Regions from separate parts of the Homo sapiens genome. Here region 1 is linked to region 2. The links are chromatin loops, found by intact Hi-C in ENCODE. Cell type or tissue: GM12878. All regions are shown on one strand. Each heading gives the region's core, and the rest is flanking DNA. Links, peaks and the distances in the headings are about the cores only.

What was found. Peaks named below come from ENCODE experiments on the same cell type or tissue, not always from the same donor. Only the 100,000 strongest peaks of a DNase experiment are listed, where the experiment ranks them.
Region 1: it touches region 2 in a loop (4-fold over the local background); 17 of 110 quality-filtered maps call a loop at or near these places.

Annotation. Positions count from the first base shown.
Region 1 is chr3:137,791,144-137,794,061 of GRCh38, reverse strand. No RefSeq gene overlaps it. Among named protein-coding and RNA genes, the nearest start is that of LINC01210, 21 kb to the right of the region's middle. In GM12878, for the core only: a CTCF peak has its summit at 1,224; a DNase peak (open chromatin) is centred at 1,204.
Region 2 is chr3:137,103,685-137,106,602 of GRCh38, reverse strand. No RefSeq gene overlaps it. Among named protein-coding and RNA genes, the nearest start is that of IL20RB-AS1, 120 kb to the right of the region's middle. In GM12878, for the core only: a CTCF peak has its summit at 1,144 (motif pointing left); a DNase peak (open chromatin) is centred at 1,162.

The sequences.
Region 1 (2,918 bases), core at 206-2,705, 690 kb before region 2:
CTAAAAGAAATTCCAGCTTGTAATGGAAGTTTGTTGTACTCTGGCTAATCTAATTCTCCCTAAGCGGTGTTTATTTCCCTAGGCCCCATGATGTTTCTCTGGAAGTCCATTCTATTTTCTGCCAGGCTCTGGGTTCAGGGGCATCCTTATTTGGTGCTATTAGCTACTTTCTTCCCTAACTTATCACCTTGTCCTAGTTGGGCCCATTATTGAATGTACATTATTGCAATGAAGCAAAATTAAAATATCAGCATAGAACTTTTGTTTAGATACCTAATTATGTGGCAATTAGAATTTTTGTGAGGTGTTTTGACATTTTTACAAGCTTGTACTCGGAAGAGCTAATTTGCATTTCAATATAGAGTTTTACTAGTTGAGAATTCACACCAAGAAGACAGAATTAAAGATTATTTCTGGCGGTGACAGCACTGTAAGGACAGCATGTCTTAGTTGAACAACAGCTTTTTTAGGAACAACCTAGATGCATAGGTTTCTTCTTCCCAAGGGACTCTAACAGGCTTATAGTCTTCAGCTGAACTGTATACGAAGGTTCATCACAGAGAAAGTTTATAAGCTGTTTGTAAAAAAGAAAATAGTCTTATGACAAGAAAGGTAATGTTTTATTGTTAATGTTTTTGCTAAACTACATCATTTCGGTGCTGATTCAAATGTTTTTTCCAAATAACTTTTGGTTTTTAGCATCACTGTGTTTTCTGTCCCAAACTCTAAATCCATCTTTCAGCTGGAAACATCAATTCCCGTAAAGTTCAAAAAGATGTTAGTGAGTTTCGGCAGCAAAGATATTTCCCATATTTAAAAAATTAAATCACAGAGGCCATTAGGTCTGGTGACCACATATCCAGTAAAGTCATTTTTACAAGGATAAATCAAGTCACAAGCATGCCATCACACATGGTACAGGGTTGCCACATTGTTTTATTGGCAAAATTTTTAATTAGGTCTGATATATTAAGAATGCATCTTGTAAATTTACATTTCCAACAACTCTCACCCAATAGGTTCCCAAAGTTTATTCAAGATCTCAGAGACAGGACAAACAGGCACTACAAATTGTCTACCCAAAACCCTCTTGACATCTTCAGTCACCCAGGAGTCCCATTAACCTAGAAGTGAAAGAGCAGAGAGAAGACTCATTTGTGCCTGTAGTTGGGAAAATGCAACTTCACTTTGGGATGAACCTGCAGCATTTTACATGCCCACACGACGGCAGTATTGCCCCAGGATGTTAATGCAACCATCAGGGAGCCTCCTGGACAGCTGGCTGCAGAGCCTGAACTAGGGGAACGTTTTGAATACTGGTGAAAAGCCAAAAAGACACCAAGCCCAGGATTGAAGAGGGTTGCACAGGGAATGTAGGAATCTGGGGAAGTAGAAATCTGGGCCAGCTTCCAATTCAAGGATTGTGTTTGTAGAAATAGTATAATTTTATATATCCAGGTGCTGGCAACTTTTTCAGAAAGTGAAACTTATGAGCCTTTTTGATTTTGAATTACATTTTCCTATGGTTTCTCCTGTCATTTGTTTAGAAAGCAAACTGAGACTAGGGATTTCTTTTAGAAAGAAAGTTTCAGGGCAAAACCATACATCACCCTGACTCAAAAGAATTAATCATTGGAAGACAATAATTTTTCAAGAAAAGCATAAATTAAAAATAAAGAAAAGCATAAATTAAAAACATATATTCATATTTATCAGGGTAGATTTCTTTTTCTTCTTGAGTTTTTAAATGTTTTGGGGCATTAATAGACATTAGCATCAGTTACCTTTACTATTACTACTTTGGATGATTAGAGTATTGCTGGACATGGTAGTTTCTTTTTAAATTTGTTAGTTTAATATATGCCTGGATGTAGTATTTCAACACTTGGGAGGCTCAGTGGTGTGTGTGCAAGTGTGTAACTGTGCTTCTGTGTCATGCTGGGAAATTTATTGTAGAAAGGCCAAGACAGTTCTTAGTGCCTTTGGATCCTCTCCCTTCCCCATCCTCCAGCCATCCCACCCCTGTGTACCTGCAGAACAGAAGGATTTGTCAATAGGAAAACAGCGTCCAGCAACCCTTATTCAAACCATATTGGTTGTATTTTCCACAAGAAGTGTCCTGCTTTTATCCTAGGAAGAAAAACTTCTGGGCCCTTTTGGTTAAGTGGGATGGGTTACCAGCAAAACCCAGCAACTTTCTTGCTTTGACAGGGGCTGGTTAGGTCAAGTAATGTGACAGCAGAGGCACTGAATGTGACAGGGCTGGAACTGAGAAAATCAAAAGAAAAAAATCAAGAAAGTACTTAAAAATGTATTATATAAAGTTAGACTAAAATTTTAAAATAGCAACACTCAGTATTGACATTATAAATTGGCATACCCCTTTAAAAAAAACAAAATGAAAAGGACTTAAAAATTTTTCTAGACTTTGACTTAGTAAGAGCACTAGTGAGAATAACTCTAAGAGAATAATTTGGTGGTGGGGGCGGGGGAAACACATATACCAAAACATACACATAAGTTCTTTCATTTGTACCCTTTCTTTAAATAGTTTGGTACCACCCACAACCCCCGAAAAAAAGAAAAAAAAAGAGCCATTTGCAAAAATATTCTTTGTAGCATTTGTAATTCTCAAAAATTGAAAAAATTAAATGTTGAACAGATGATAAAATAGTGATTAGATATTTAAGGTATACCTAACTACTGGATGAAACATTACACAGTATTAAAAATAAGTATAAATACCATTTAGTAACATTTAAAAACGCTAATTTTATGAGGTATAGTGAAAATAATGATCTGCAATGGGACAAGGAATAGCCCTGCTAGGCCAGGGCTATTCCAATTGCAGCAATGGGGCTTCTCTCTAAACAGTGCCTGGTGCCTAGTATGTTCGGGGGCAGTAAATAGATTCAGGG
Region 2 (2,918 bases), core at 197-2,696:
ACCAAAAAGAAATAAAAAAGAAAAGAAAAATATATAATATATACAGTATGTATGATTAGTGAGGCAGACAAGCTCCTATTCTGAGAGATGATTTTATACTTTCTGGTGAATCTATTTTGAGTTTTTTAAGTGTCCAGGGAAGACTGGCCACCCCAAGGTTTTAGGGGCCCTTTGCACTTTCCTATGGATGATTATTTATAAGCTGAATTCTTCAGCTGTCACTGGGAGATTTTGCACCACATAGAAAGAGCTCTGTTTCCTTAAAAGAACAATTCTTACTTTATGCTCCTGGGTTTAAACAAAATTCAAGATAAATTTCTGTTATTTAATAATAATTCCAAATAGTCTATTATGGATCACAGAATTCTTTGAAATTCATTTATTTTAAAGAAGCTTAGCGTTTTAGCTGTTTGTAAATATAAAATATAGGAAAGGAAGGGGCAAAAAGATTTAATTTTCTACCATTCAAATGAGTATTTCTAAACAATGTGAAGAAGTCTCAAAATCATGTGACTCTATTAAAGCTCTTTCAAGTCATGGGTATTGGGTATACAAAAGGATATATTAGCATTGCAGAAAGAAAAGCAGAGGAGCTCCAAACTGGCTTCATTCATTTGGAAAACAAAAAACAAGTATTTCTGTTTAAGTTGACTCGGACATTTTAAGTACAATGAAATCGAATTTCATCTTTCCCCTAGAAGCAACCAAGGATGAGACTGCCAGAAGAAATGTCCTGCCTATTTTAGCCCTTTCTGACCTGCACTCCGAGGAGTGAAAACTGAAGGGATTATCTTCACTTCACTTAGAGCCTGGAGAAAGAGGAAGGGGACTATTCACCCACAAACGCTTTCAGGGTCTGGAGGCAAAACACAAACTGTACTTCAGAATACATTTTCTTAAGTCCCTTTCTAAAGCAGACTAGTTGAAAAGTGGGTAGATTTTGTTTTGCTCTGTAATTTTAATACTTTGCTACCAAGACGATAAACAAATCTGTAACCCTCTGCTGGTGAGTTCATCCTGTCTTCTTTTTCTTCCTTGCCCCCTTCAGATCTCTGCCTTTCCTTTTATGTCCTATTTTCAGTGTTCTGTTGAAGTTATTCTGCCGAAAACAGCAACATACTTTTGTCTTTGGCGCCCTCTTATGGTCACTTTATTATTATAGCACAGCATCTGGCCGCATTTTAGTGAAGAATAAATCCCCTAATGAGGAACTTAGCTATTCCAAGTCTGAAAAGCCGTGAACAAATTCACGTTAATCTGTTTCTACAGAATACCAATAAACCATTCATTCAACCAATCAAAAACCAAACCTCAAACCCAAACAGGCCCAACTTAGGTGATGTTCCTTCTCCCACTACTGCGGCAAGGACTTGAGAATTCCTTGCTGCCAGCCGTTATCCAGTTCCCATGGACTCATCCTATCTGCATCCTTCCATATTTCTCCTTCAGTCCTTACTCAGAAGTTATCTTTCAGAACCACACCTGCTGCAAGGGCCCAAAACCCTTTTATCCACAGTGGTGATTCTCGTCATGGTGAAACATTGAAGTCCTATGTAATATGCAGTGTGCTAGTCCCACTGAGTTTACTATAGTACTAGCTCTACCCTCCGAAGAGTCTTCTCCTCTTTCTGAACTTCCCCCCAGTTGCTGCCTTGTCAGGCCTTTCAAGTAGCAGCTGAAATACCATCACTTCTGGAAGCCTTCCCTGACCTCCCAGGGTATGCTTGGCTGTACCTTATCTTGTGGTCCTCCATAATTCATACACACTTCCATAATGGCAATTAACCAAGTGCACACTTGCCAAACTGAGTTCAACAGAACTCACTTCACATTCCATGAGATGCTCCATAGAAAAGGCATTCTGTGAACAAATACTTTGGGACAATGGAACATATTATATCCCCTTCTTGGAGAGTATTGCTTTTTTTGTCCTGTTGGCATGCCTGAGTCACCTCTGAGGAGCCATGTCTGATCTACTTCTGCATCCTGAAGGCAGAGTTGGCAGAACTGATGGGAGCCTTCACTTACCTGCGGGTACCTGTCCTCTCTGGGAGGCCACCACTCTGCAGGATACTCCTACCCTCACAGAGTGCTCAGAAAACCCTGCTGACCAGAATCATGCATCAGCTTCAAGGTCATCTCATGTCTAGGTGGCCAGTACCTGACTTTTGCCAACTGCCTGTCTTCACAATGTTCTGCTCTCACACTTTTGCTTGCCTTCAGAAACTTGCTCAACCCCGGACGTTTGCCACAGGGTTTCCTGATTTTTTTTCCTGGGTGGATATGCCTATAGGCCTTGACCCGCAGGAACTGTGTGACTCTGGAGACACTCTGTGCCTGGTCACTGTCGCACCATCCCTGTTCTACCTTCCCCTACCAGCCATAGCTCTCAGCCTCTGACAGAACTTGTTCTCTCTTCCAGGAGAACAAAATGGCACCTTAGTTCTGTCTCCCAGAATCTTCCTGCTTTTTTCTCAACCTCCAACACATACTCAGACCACCTTGTCTCTCTCCTGGGTGACTAGAGCCTCCATCCTTTCTCCCACCCACGCAAAGCATTCTTTGTAAAAAGCAAATCTGATCGTGTCACTCCCCTTTCCAAAACCTTGCAATGGCTTCTGGTTGCTATTTGGATGAAGACCAAACCTCTCCGCTGTTGAGCCCCTGCCAAACTCTCCAGCTTTGTCTCACCACCTGTCTCCCCACATGGTACAGCCACACAGAAATTCTTTAAGTTCTTAAAACGGCACTTTTCCCCTATACCTAGGAGACACTATTCTCTCTATCTGGAGCTCTCCTCCCTTCTGGCCACTTCACGTGGCTCATGGCTCATTCCACCCCTTCATGTGTGTGTGCGTGTGCGTGTGTGTGTGTGTGAGAGAGAGAGAGGAGGTCTCACTGTGTTGCCCTGGCTGGTC